Regions from separate parts of the Homo sapiens genome. Here all the other regions are linked to region 2. The links are chromatin contacts, found by Hi-C or POLR2A ChIA-PET in ENCODE. All regions are on one chromosome and are shown on one strand. Each heading gives the region's core, a stretch centred on a gene start or an enhancer-like site at or near the end of the contact. The rest is flanking DNA. Distances are from core to core; before and after follow the strand shown. Region 1 holds the start of PRPF18 (pre-mRNA processing factor 18). Region 2 holds the start of NUDT5 (nudix hydrolase 5). Region 3 holds the start of SEPHS1 (selenophosphate synthetase 1).

Evidence for each region. Hi-C counts contacts between places; a loop is a spot of excess contacts on that map. ChIA-PET counts read pairs that join two places held with the same protein, here RNA polymerase II (POLR2A). Pooled maps may share reads with other maps.
Region 1: a map of CD8-positive, alpha-beta T cell shows a loop between it and region 2 (13-fold over the local background). The contact joins the promoter of PRPF18 here to the promoter of NUDT5 in region 2. A Hi-C loop is called at or near these places in 4 of 168 maps with a recorded cell type or tissue (CD4-positive, alpha-beta T cell, CD8-positive, alpha-beta T cell and naive thymus-derived CD4-positive, alpha-beta T cell) and 11 of 50 pooled maps. POLR2A ChIA-PET finds 5 or more read pairs at or near these places in 1 of 52 experiments (T-cell).
Region 3: a loop to region 2 is called in a map of OCI-LY7, with 6 times the contacts of the local background. The contact joins the promoter of SEPHS1 here to the promoter of NUDT5 in region 2. A Hi-C loop is called at or near these places in 3 of 168 maps with a recorded cell type or tissue (CD4-positive, alpha-beta T cell, CD8-positive, alpha-beta T cell and OCI-LY7), 2 of 37 single-sample maps with no recorded cell type and 15 of 50 pooled maps. POLR2A ChIA-PET finds 5 or more read pairs at or near these places in 1 of 52 experiments (WTC11).

What each region holds. Positions count from the first base shown.
Region 1 is chr10:13,585,260-13,589,068 of GRCh38, reverse strand. It overlaps PRPF18 (pre-mRNA processing factor 18), which reads right to left and starts at 2,104. Exons shown (of 10, transcript NM_003675.4): 1 at 1,917-2,104. The coding sequence starts at 1,982. RefSeq lists enhancers at 1,039-1,634, 1,810-2,149.
Region 2 is chr10:12,194,120-12,198,077 of GRCh38, reverse strand. NUDT5 (nudix hydrolase 5) reads left to right here and starts at 2,187. Exons shown (of 10, transcript NM_014142.4): 1 at 2,187-2,308. It overlaps CDC123 (cell division cycle 123), which reads right to left and starts at 1,890. Exons shown (of 13, transcript NM_006023.3): 1 at 1,759-1,890. The coding sequence starts at 1,832. RefSeq lists an enhancer at 1,874-2,143.
Region 3 is chr10:13,346,819-13,350,528 of GRCh38, reverse strand. It overlaps SEPHS1 (selenophosphate synthetase 1), which reads left to right and starts at 2,236. Exons shown (of 9, transcript NM_012247.5): 1 at 2,236-2,529. RefSeq lists enhancers at 469-1,260, 1,261-2,051 and silencers at 2,121-2,340, 2,471-3,300.

The DNA of each region.
Region 1 (3,809 bases), core at 855-3,354, 1.4 Mb before region 2:
TCAGTGGATATTAAATGAAGTGATCTTTTCATATTTTGTAATGAAATGTGTCAACAGGTGGGAGACCTGCATAATTCAGTAACCCAATGTTTTCCAAATGATCGATCAGTGAGTATTTTTAACGTTTCTCAGTTTTAACTTCTAATATGGTAAATACGGATAGAAATAACACATAAACAAAAGTCCTTCAAGATCTTCAGTAACTTTTAAGAGTGTGAAGGGGTCCTGAGACCAAAAGCTTTGAGAACCAGCGGTCTAAGTTACTGCTACACAATAAAGTAAGGGAGATCATCTTCAGGAAGTTCCTAAATCATGTAATTCTTTCTCCCCCTTTTTAGTACCTTTCCAAAAGAGTCTTAGCATTCCCATCAGTGAAGAGCAGGCCTACAGACTTTTCATGTGTTGAAGAAGAGAGAAGGAGGAGGAATAGAATTTAAAAAATTGGGATTTACTATTAGAAAGGAATTTTATTACTTTTTTTTTTTTTTTTTTAGAGACAGGGACTCGGTCTCTCACCCAGGCTGGAGTGCAGTGGCACGATGATAGCTCACTGCAGCCTGAACTCCTGGGCTCAAGCGATCCTCCCGCCTTGGTCTCCCAAGCAGCCGGGACTAGACGCGCGCACCACCACACCTGGCTAGAAGGAATTTTTTTTTTTTTTTGAGACGGTGTCTCACTCTGTCGCCCAGGCAGGAGTGCAGTGGTGCGATGTCGGCTCACGGCAACCTCCGCCTCCCGGGTTCAAGTGATTCTCTGGCCTCAGCCTCCTGAGTAGCTGGGATTACAGGCGCGCACCACCACGCCCAGCTAATTTTGGTGTTTTTAGTAGAGACGGGGTTTCACCATGTTTGCCAGGCTGGTCTCGAACTCCTGACCTCAGGTGATCTGCCCACCAAAGTGTGGGGATTACAGGTGTGAGCCACCGCGCCCGGCGGCCCTTCCTCCATGTTTCAGTTGGGCACAAACCCTTCGTAAGGCGACAGAAGGGAACTCTCAGGAGCACTGGGGCACGTCCGCAGAATGCCAACAGGTAGGAGCGGGGATAGGGGGCAGTTAGGTAAACTGGAGGGAAACAGGGTCAGTCGGGGGAAAACAAACAAAGCCTCGGGTTTTCCTGCAATTCCCACACCTGCATCCCTAAGGCTCCCAAGTGGTTACCGGAAAGAAGGCCGTGAGTGTAAGTTGCCCGGGTCCTTGGCGTTTTGAACAAAGAATTGGACAAAACGCACAAAAAAAGTAACAAAACACAGGAATGAAGCAGCAAAAGTAGGGACTTATGAACGCGAGAAAGCACTCCACAGGGTGTGAGTGGGCCCGAGCAAGCGGCTCGAGGCCCCGGTTACAAAGTTTTCCGGGTTTTAGGTACTCCTTCTGAGGTCCCTATCAGCTACCCCGTATCTGGATGAAGGGTTCGGTCTGTGGCTAAAGACTGAGGTGAACTGGCGCCCTATGCAGATGAAGGGATGGCCCGTGATTGGCCCACGGCCAATGCAGGGCACGTTCCCTTCCCATCTGAGAGGTGGTGGAAAGGCAGGGATGCGGGGAGAGCCGCAGCCTGAAGCCTTTGCTACTCGGTGGTGGGAAGATGAGGATTTTTCTTTTGGTTTGGCTTTTGGACGTGGGCGTTAATTGGCCTCAGGTTCCCGCCCCCAGACCCAGGTGTTTTCCTTTTGATCCAGCTTTGGGAAGTCAGCACGAATTGTACTCAAGTTCCCTGCTCTCAGACCCTATTCTCCAGCCTCAACAGTGAGACGCCAAGGGTTGGATCTAAGGGGGCCTACCAGGGGTAGTGGCAGGACACTCGCTAAGCCCCGTCCCCGCCCCGAATCCTCTGAGTATCGTCACCCTCACCCCAAAACCCCGACACACATACTCTCACTCTTACATCCCGACCCCCACGACCGCAGGGTCCTCACCACCAGCAGGTTCCTGTCCTCCACCAGCTGCCGCTTCCGAAGGATCTCTGATTTCAGAATGTCCATCTCGCCGCCAGAATTTAAGCTCCAGTTTCCCGCTCCAGCTCCTCGAACCCAGCCTCACTGGGCCGGCGGCCGCGAACCCACTGAGTATACGGAACAACAAGCCCAAACACCTGAGAACAACTGACAGGAGCCGCTTCCGGCGGAAGCTGGGATGAGAGAGATGAGGGAAGAGAGTGGCCCGGGGCGCCTGTGGTGGCCAAAGCAGCTGTGCGTGAGTGCCCACTGGCGGCGCCCTCCGGCAGCGCGCCTGTAGTTTCCCCTCGTAGGGAGGTTTACGTGAACGTGGACGGAAACCCGGGTCTTTGTAGTACTCTCTGCACCTGCTAGTTGAGTTCCAAAAGCCTCTCGAAGAACACCTCAATAATGCCAGTTAAATCAAGATCTTTATTAACTGGAAATTTACATTAGGGTTTCTGAAGTTACTTGCTTGCAAAATTTGCAAAAGGATGAGAAAAATCTAAACAATAATACTAACTTGTAACAATAGAGTGAAAGGGCTGTCTGTTCATTACTAGCCTGTTAAATTTCCTGTGAACTTAAACGACTACAACCATTTAAAGCAGTTTGGAAGTCAATTTATCTTCACTCCCTCTGTTTTAGATTGCTTACCAATCTTGGTGATAATTGAACATTTACCTCAAGCTAACTAATCATTTTTTGGTCATGTGTTCAGCAATCAAGATTTTTCAGTGACATGATTGGAGATGTAATCAGAAATTCCTTTTTTTTTTTTAAATCCAACCCAAGGGAAAAAAAGTTAAATTGAAGAGAAAAATTATGTCAGAGATTTTTTAAGTCCCTAACATTTGTTTACAGTGGACTTATTTTTTTCATGTCATTGAAGCACGTTTAAAAATTGTTTTTGTGAAATCATAATTGAACAATATTTGACATTTCGTTTTTCTTACTCAAAAAAGGTAAGAAATATCATTTTGTTGAGTCAGCTGATAATGGGTAAAATGCTTTACAAAACAAAAAAATGAACAATTGAATTATTTCAATTTAGAAAGTCTTTTGTGGGGGGTGATACTTCATCTAAAAGATATCTGAGGCCAGACGGGGTGGCTCACCCCTGTAATCCCAGAACTTTGGGAGGCCGAGGTGGACAGATCACCTGAGGTCAGGAGTTCAAGACCAGCCTGGCCAGCATGGTGAAATCCCGTCTCTACTAAAAATACAAAAATTAGCCAGGCGTGGTGGCAGGTGCCTATAGTCCTAGCTACTCAGGAGGCTGAGACAGGAGAATTGCTTGAATCCGGGAGATGGAGGTTGCAGTGAGCCGGGATCATGCCACTGCAGTCCAGCCTGGGTGATAGAGCAAGACTTTGTCTCAAAAACAAAACAAAATAAAATAAAATATACCTGACTTTTGCCAGAAATAAGCCAACACAGGAAAATGTCCTTGAACTAAATATGGCAACACTCTTGCATGAATATGGGTTTCCCTCACTAATCAATGAGCAAATAATAATTTATTAGCATTTTCCTGATTTAGGGATTAGGGATTGTTAGACACAAAAAAAACCTGAAGGGTTAAGACAGATGACAGTAACAGCAATGGAAGTTTACAGAGAACACAACGGCTGGCTACCTGGGAAACTGTCAGTGTAAACCAGAGAAGTTACTAGCTACAGTTAACAGCCTCCCCTTACATTTTAGACTTTCATTGATTTCTACGTTTATGTAAACATGTGCACTGAATCCTGATTAAGGCCTGAGATCAAAGAGTGATAGAGAGAAATACTTGAACAAGCAACTGACAAGCAAGCTTTTCCATTCAAAAGGAAGGAAAAAAGATATCCAGGAGCTTTTAGAAATACTTAAAAG
Region 2 (3,958 bases), core at 938-3,437:
ATAATTTGTTTTTTACCTTGAAATAATAAATTATCAAAAAGCCCTACCACAGATCCCTAAGAGTGCTGGTATTATTTTGATTTTGAGGCATATACATCTTCAAAAAGTGGAAAAGATTACAGCCTGCTTTCCCGAAGTTAACAGAACATCAATGACTTATAACATGTCTCATTTATTTATGGAAGAAGTTTTTTTTGGCACATTACAAATGGTTTTTTTGCACAAAAAAGAGTATTCATGGGCTACTTCGGTTTTAAAAATAAGTATTTTTATTTATTTTTAAATAAATAAAAGATCACTGCCACTGCACTCCAGCTTGGGCGACAGAGCAAAAACTTCGGTTTTAAAAATAAATATTTGATTTATCAAAGGTACAATTTCACATTCAAAAATCTAGTTCTGGCCGGGCGCGGTGGCTCACACCTGTAATCCCAGCACTTTGGGAGGCCGAGGCGGGCGGATCACGAGGTCAGGCAATCGAGACCATCCTGGCTAACACGGTGAAAACCCCGCCTCTACTAAAAATACAAAAAATTAGCCGGGGGTGGTGGCGGGCGCCTGTAGTCCCAGCTACTCAGGAAGCTGAGGCAGGAGAATGGCGTGAACTCGGGAAGGGAAGCTTGCAGTGAGCCAAGATCGCTGCCACTGCACTCCAGCTTGGGCGACAGAACAAAACTCTGTCTCAAAAAAAAAAAATCTAGTTCTTCAGGCTTTTAATTTCTTCTAACAAATCTTATTACGTTTGAAAATCTACTAAATTTTAAACAATTTCAAGCGAAACTTTGCAACTTAAAAGTCTCTTTAAAATTTTAAATTCTATTCATAAACCACTCAATTTTCTTTCTTAATATGTCTATTTGCTGATTACAAATAAGCCTTCCTAAGTATTTTACTCTTACAAAGCTAACAAGCGAAATTGTTAAGTACAATGAATCTAAGGTTCTACCACACATTCCAATACTATTTAAGAACTTGAAACTTTTCTTATACATTTTAACCATTCTAAGCCAGTTACACATTTTCAAGTACATATCCGATCTTTATTGAATGAAACCATCATATAATGAATCAGCAATTACTGAAATGTTGGCTCAGAAAATCAGTTAAGTGCAAAGCCCAGATTTTCTATCAACGCCTTTAAAAAAACTGAGAGATGAAATTGTATATATTAATACTTGCCGCCTACCTGATGTTTTTAAGTATATATACACTGTGGAATAAATTTAGCTAACAAATGCATTGCCTAACATAGTTATTTTTGTGGTGAGAACACTAACATCCACTCTCCGTTTTTCAAGAATACGTATATCGTCATTAACTATAGCCTCCATGCTGTACGACATATCTGTGAACTTGTTCTCGTATCTAACTGTAATTACGTATCCTTTCACCTTCCCAATCTCCATCCTCTGGGGTGATGGCGAAAAGCAATTAATTCTCCGAGTGCACTTAGGCAGTGATCACCTTGCGCCTGGGGCCATTCTAAAAGTAGTGGTGGTGAACTCCCAAGCCTAAACTAGGTTAATCCACTATTCCTCCCGCCTCCGACCCTCACTGAAAACCACAACTGACCCTCCTAGCCAGCACACTCGCTGGCTCGCAACAGGACGCAGACAATTGCTGATGTACTTCCCTCTCGACACACTCCCTCCCATGCAGTCGCTAGAAGGCCTGCATTTTTTTGGATAGCAGTAAGATTCGCTCAGAAGTCGCAGTTCCCTTTTGCCGGTCGACCGGGCGAACCCCCTCCCATCTCACCTCTTGATGGTAACGCCTCGGAAGAACGGGTACCACGCGGAGAACTGGCAGTGAAGCACATGCTCCTTCTTCATCCTCCAGCTGCCGCCGCTGCTGCCTTTCCCTCTCCTGCCTGCACCCTCCCGGAACTCTGGGCGCCGGCCCCGGAAGTGCCCGCCGAGCTATTTTGGTTCAAGGACTCTTCCGGTCCCTAAAGCAAGAAGGAAGACCGAGAAAAGGAAGCGGAGGAGAATCCCGGGGCATACGCTTGACACACACGCATACAAAAAGAGCTTTAGTCTCGAAAGAGGAATTACCGAAGTGTCGAGAGAGGAATTTTAAGAAGTTTACAACTCCGTCTTCGCCCTAAACGCACGCTGACCCGGAAAGTAATCTCCTGAAGCTAGGTCAAAGGCGGGGGTTCTACGGATGCCGGAAGGAGGGTGCGCGCCCATCCTTTTAGCACCGCGAGAGGCGCCGGTGTTTCGAGCCGTGGCACCGGCATCGGCTGACACTGCTGCCTCCAGCTAGTTATTTCGTCCTCTTCCGTTCTTCACCCCTACACCTTGGAGTAAGTAACCGGGGCAAGCCAGTCACAGCACAAAACCTCTTTGGGGAGGAGAAGAAGAAGGGGAAAGGGACCACATCTGCATGGTGCGTGCAGCCGCGCGGTGTCTCCCAGGCTGCGGCTGGGCACGCGTCCAGGCGCCCAAGAGGGAAACTGGGGATTGGAGGGAAATTGTGGATTGGAGAGGAAGAGCCTGGGCTACTCCGAGTAAAGAAAGCGGGGAACACCACAGCTAAGTGTTAGTTCCAGTGTAAAGATTGCAGCATCTGCAGAGGAGTAGAATGCTTGGTAGAGGGAATACCGCCTGTACGATCCTGGAGGGTTCGACTTTGGGAGGTAAAAGGCGAGAGGTAAATGTGAGAAAGCAGAGGAAAGAGGAGTCTCCTTGGAGCGCTGAATTCGTTTAGTCTGGCCTCGCAAAAGTTGTCAACCTGGAAAAAACGCAGATTTTTATCAGTATTCCTGCGATGATCGAATCATAAGACTGGAAGAATTCGAATCGAACTTGTACTATCGTTTTTTCCTTTGCTTCACTCCTGTCACCCAGCAAAGTTCAGTTTTGTTTGTTTCGTTAAAAGAATGAGAAGTAACTAGCTGCTTTTATTTATTTATTTGAGACGGAGTCTCACTCTGTGCCCAGATTGGAGTGCAGTGGCGCAATCTTGGCTCACTGCAACCTCCGCCTCCTGGGTTTAAGTGATTCTCCTGCCTTAGCTTCTCGAGTAGCTGAGAGCGCGCGCGCGCCACTACGCCGGCTAATTTTTGTGTTTTTAGTAGAGACGGCGTTTCACCATATTTGCCAGGCTGGTCTCGAACTCCTAACCTTAGGTGATCTGCCCGCCTCAGCCTCCCAAAGTGCTGGGTTTACAAGGCGTGAGCCACGGCCCCGGGCCTACCAACCAGCCGCTTTTAACCCCTAGTCGTGTCGCTTACCACACGAGCTTTAGGCTTGCGCGAGGCATCTGCGTCTAAAAGTATCTCCTTAAATGTACATTCTTCCTGGTTCACCTAAGTAGTTTTAAATTAGAAACAGCCCCACCGACTGCAGGCCTCTTCAGAAGGGTGTTCCTTAGAATAATAAACAATTATCTGCGTATTTTGAGTTAGAAACTCTTCCCCCCAGGAATATATACATTGTTTTGGGTTGTGTTTTGTTTTTCTCAAAAATGTTACTGGCTAAGTGGCTAGTTGGAAGCAGTGCTTTAAAGAATACATTTTCAAAGCAGAGGTAAATAGATTATAATGTTGCAGAGTATGTTGGTGGGGATGGACAGTCATGATTCATCATTTATGCCTTGATCCGGAACTATGCAGTCCTTTCTGATTTGAGGGAAAGAAGCAATATTGTATATATGTCTGGAGGGTGGTGCCAGAAAGACTTAATGGCAGACAGGAGCAGTCGCTCAAATAATTGTTTTGATTTGACTTAGAAAGTAAAAAATTGCGCGGAAGGAGATGTTAGCATCGATGGGGGATTTATTTAGGTCAGATGTTTTCTAATGAAGATAGGAATGAATGTACGGAAGAGAATAGATCCCGGGAACATAGCCCTTCTGCGAGGAGCAGTACTTTAACAGCCCAAGAAACATTTGAGCATAGGCCGGGCGCGGTGCCTCATGCCTGTGATCCCAGCACTCTGGGAGGCCGAGGCGG
Region 3 (3,710 bases), core at 987-3,486, 1.2 Mb before region 2:
AGTGATCCTCCTGTCTTGGCCTCCCAAAGCCCTGGGGTTACAGGCACCCTGAGCTACCCTGCTCAGCGGTAAACTGGTATTTTTAATAAGCCCCAACCAGACAATGCAACCCAGGAGAACCATCTCTTGGACGGAACCAGCAGAGCCTGAGAATCCAGCGGGGATGGCTCCCTAGAATGGGGTTCTGGTGAGCCCGGGAGTTGCGGGGGAGCGTAGGACTAGCTCAAAGCAGTACCCAAGGAAGAAGCTCTCATCACCGGCAAAGAAAAGGATGCATGACTCTGCCAGATGATCTGGGCCAAGGCTGTAGTGTGGCCCTGGATGAAGTAAGGCATCTGTGGCTTACGGCCTCTGCGGCAGAGAACTGCTTCCCGGTGAGCTCGTGGTGGGTGGAGGCGGGGAGGAAGAGTCGGTTCTGAGGATGGTGGCCTCCCACCGACGCAGCGGGGATCGGCCTCTGTCCCGCCCAGCCACTTGATTTCCAAGTTCTGCAGAGCTCTGTCCAAGGTCTCTTTCACTTTTTTCCTGAGCTCTCCCTTCGGGGTTAATCTCACCTCTTACGGAGGCTTCGAACACCATTTACATGCTGATGGCACCCAGATTTGCATCTCTGAGCCCCATCCCCACACCAAATTCCGGACCTGTTTCCCTATTAACTTTGGTCTGGAATATCCGGCAGACCTGAGATTTGCAACTCTGAGCCCCACCCCCACACCATCCGGCAGACCTCAGATTTAACATTTCCAAAGCTGAACTCACCCCGAAACTTGTTTGCCTTTCAGCAGTTCTTAGATAAATTATTAGCATCGCTCCTCATTCCCTCCCCCACCCCCCACCCCCGCAAACTGGAAACCTGGGGGTCATCTTATCCTTCTTCCTCTCCTTCCTACGTGCTAAATCACACCAAATCCCTTCCCTGGGCTGCATTCCCCTTGCTTTCAGTTCAAGTACATCTCCGGGCTTGACTAGTACAATACCCTCTTAATGAGAACCGTGACCCTGTCTTCCCCTCTGGGAGAAGCCATCCTCCAGTGGCAGGCGCCTGTAATCCCAGCTACTGGGGAGGCTGAGGCAGGAGAATCACCTGAACCCAGGAGGCGGAGGTTGCAGTGAGCCGAGATCGCGCCACTGCACTCCAGCCTGGCGACAGAGTGGGACTCCGTCTCAAAATAAATAAATAAATAAATATAAAATAAAAGAATGCAGACTAACACGTTCTTTGCAAACTTACTACAGGGTATGAAGAAAGTACACAAAGACAGGAGCAGCCTGTCTTCGAGGTGGCATCACTTCTGCATCCAGCCCAGGATTAAAACCCGGAGCAACTGGCAAGCGGAAATGTTAACGAAAAGGGCATCTGCGTAGCGTGCCAACCTGCCGTGCCACGTAAAGCACGGTCCAGTGACCCAAAACATTTCTGCTCCCAAATAACATTTGGAAAATGCTGACCTACTGCCTAGAAAAGTTCGATCGGCATTCCTGCACACTGCTGTTTTAGAGAGAAGCCCTAAACGATATCTGAAAGTATTTGGTTTATTTTCATCAGCAATGCTTTAGAATCTCGAAAGCCCAGAAAAAAGTTATTTCACGACGTGAAGCTCCCCCCTCGATGTCAATTCGAACACATCCAGGGTTGCGGCTGCCATGTTCGCTCGAACATGTGCAGGACAAACAATGCAACCAGCGGGGAACCGTAAACCTTTTTCCTCGACTTCCTACCACGCACATGAAGTGTTCAAGAAACTTTGCAGGACGTCTCCACATTTCACGAGGCTCCCGTGAACTCCGGAGCCGAGCTAAACAATAGGAAGGACAGATGCTGGGAGTCCCCAAGCATCTAACGCGCCGTTTGTGTTTTCAAAAAACCTCTGCCTGGCGCCCAGGCGGCTTTTCCTGGGCTCCTAGCCTCCTGTGCAAATTGTTCCCATGGTCATTGTCTTCCAGGACGCTCCGCTGCGCACTCGGGGAGCGGGGACAGCGCCCCGCAGAGCGCCGCGCGGTCGAGCCCGGCCAGGTGGCGGAAACGTTCCCGGCCCTTGCAGCGGGGCCCGGGAAAAAGGTGGCCCGGGCGCCAAGGGCGGCTGCCAATGCAACTCGCAACTTTTGAAATCAATCCTTTTTTGCATCATGCAACGGATGCCACCGCTCCTCGGGTTTGCAACCCCCCACCCCTCCCCCGAGACCAATCATTGCCGCGCTCGGGGCTGCACGGCGCCCCCGCCCCCTTCCCGGGCCGCACGCCGCCACCCAGCAGCCAGGGCCGCCTCTTAAAGGGAGGTGGCCGGCCTTAAAGGACCCCCGCGCGCCCAGCCGGCGGGAGCGCGGCGGCCCGGCTCCCGCAGGGCCGCGCCGAGGCAGGCGAGCCCCCGCGGCGCCCAGGCGCGGGCCCGGGCCCCCGCCGCCGCCGCCGCCGCCGGGCGCGGCATTTTTATTCAGGCGACGCTTAAGGGAGCCCGGCCGCGCCCGGTGCATTGTGGGAGCGGCCCGCGGCCCGTTTTCGGGAGGAGGCGGAGGGCGCAAAGCGAGCCGGTAAGCGGCGGGCCCGGCGCGGGGGGGAGGCGCAGGCTTAAAGGGGAATCTGGGTCCGCAGGCCCGCGGCGGCCGTTGCAAATCCCCCTCCGGGCCGCCCGGGACCGCCGGGGAGCCGCGCGCCGCCGGCCCCGCCAGCCCTGCCTGGAGAGGGGCAGCGCCGGGCTTGGTGGGGCCGCTTTAAAAAAGAAGCGCCGCCCGCGCCGCCGCCGCCGCCGCGCGGGGCCGGGGAAGGAGGGAGGGAGGGCGGGGAGGAGCGGAGGGGAGGGCGGCGGCGGCCACGCAGGGGTTAATTTTTTCGCCCGCCGACATTTTTGCGCGGCGGCGGCGGCGGCCCGTGCGCGCGGCGGGAGCGGCCGGCCTGGGGTCGCGGGGTGCCTCCGGGGCCTCCCCGCCTCCCCTTTTCTCCGCGCGGGCCCTGTCGACCCGGGGCGGGTGCGTCCCGGCGTCCTCCCCGGCTCCTGGGCCGCACGCGCGGTGCCCGCCGGCTCCCGCCGCCTCCCGCCGGCCCGAACAGGGATGGCCCGGCCGGGGCCCCGAGCTGCCGCCTCCGCCCCGCCGCCGGCCCGCAGCCCGGGCCTGCTGGGCCTTCCGAGGCGGCGGCGAGGGCCTGAGCCTGAGCCTGAGCCCGAAGGTGTCCCCGGGTTCCTTGCTCCCCTCCCCGGCCGCCTCCGACGCGGGCGTCCTGGAGAGCGCGCCCCATTGTGCGGGGCCGGCGGGGAGGTAGGTCCGGGGTTGGCGGGGCAGCGCGCCGGGCCCACCCCGCTGACCGGCTCCCCGGCTCCCCACGCTCGTTGGAAGAAAAAAAAAAACCAAACCATGGAAATGTGCCCGGGAAGGAAAGGGCTAAACGTTGCTTTAAATATTCATGCCATTGTTTTAAAGGCGTAAACATGTGGCTGCGGGGTCGCCGGGCACCGTCCCTTATTAATGCAAATGGATCCCCCTGGTTCCCTAATCACTGCACATTTCCCCCAGAACCCCCTCCCCCTTCCCATGCCCTCCAAAAATGTAAGAATCTAGTACTTTTTTCATTAGGATGTGAGGCTGATTTGTGTCCTTAGTACCATTTGGAATTTTAAATCTGAGCGCCTTCCTGATACAAGGTGTTTTAAACTTTTTTCCACCCTTAAAACTCTTGAGAAGATAGTAATTTAAAAGGAAGTGATAGCCACACAATT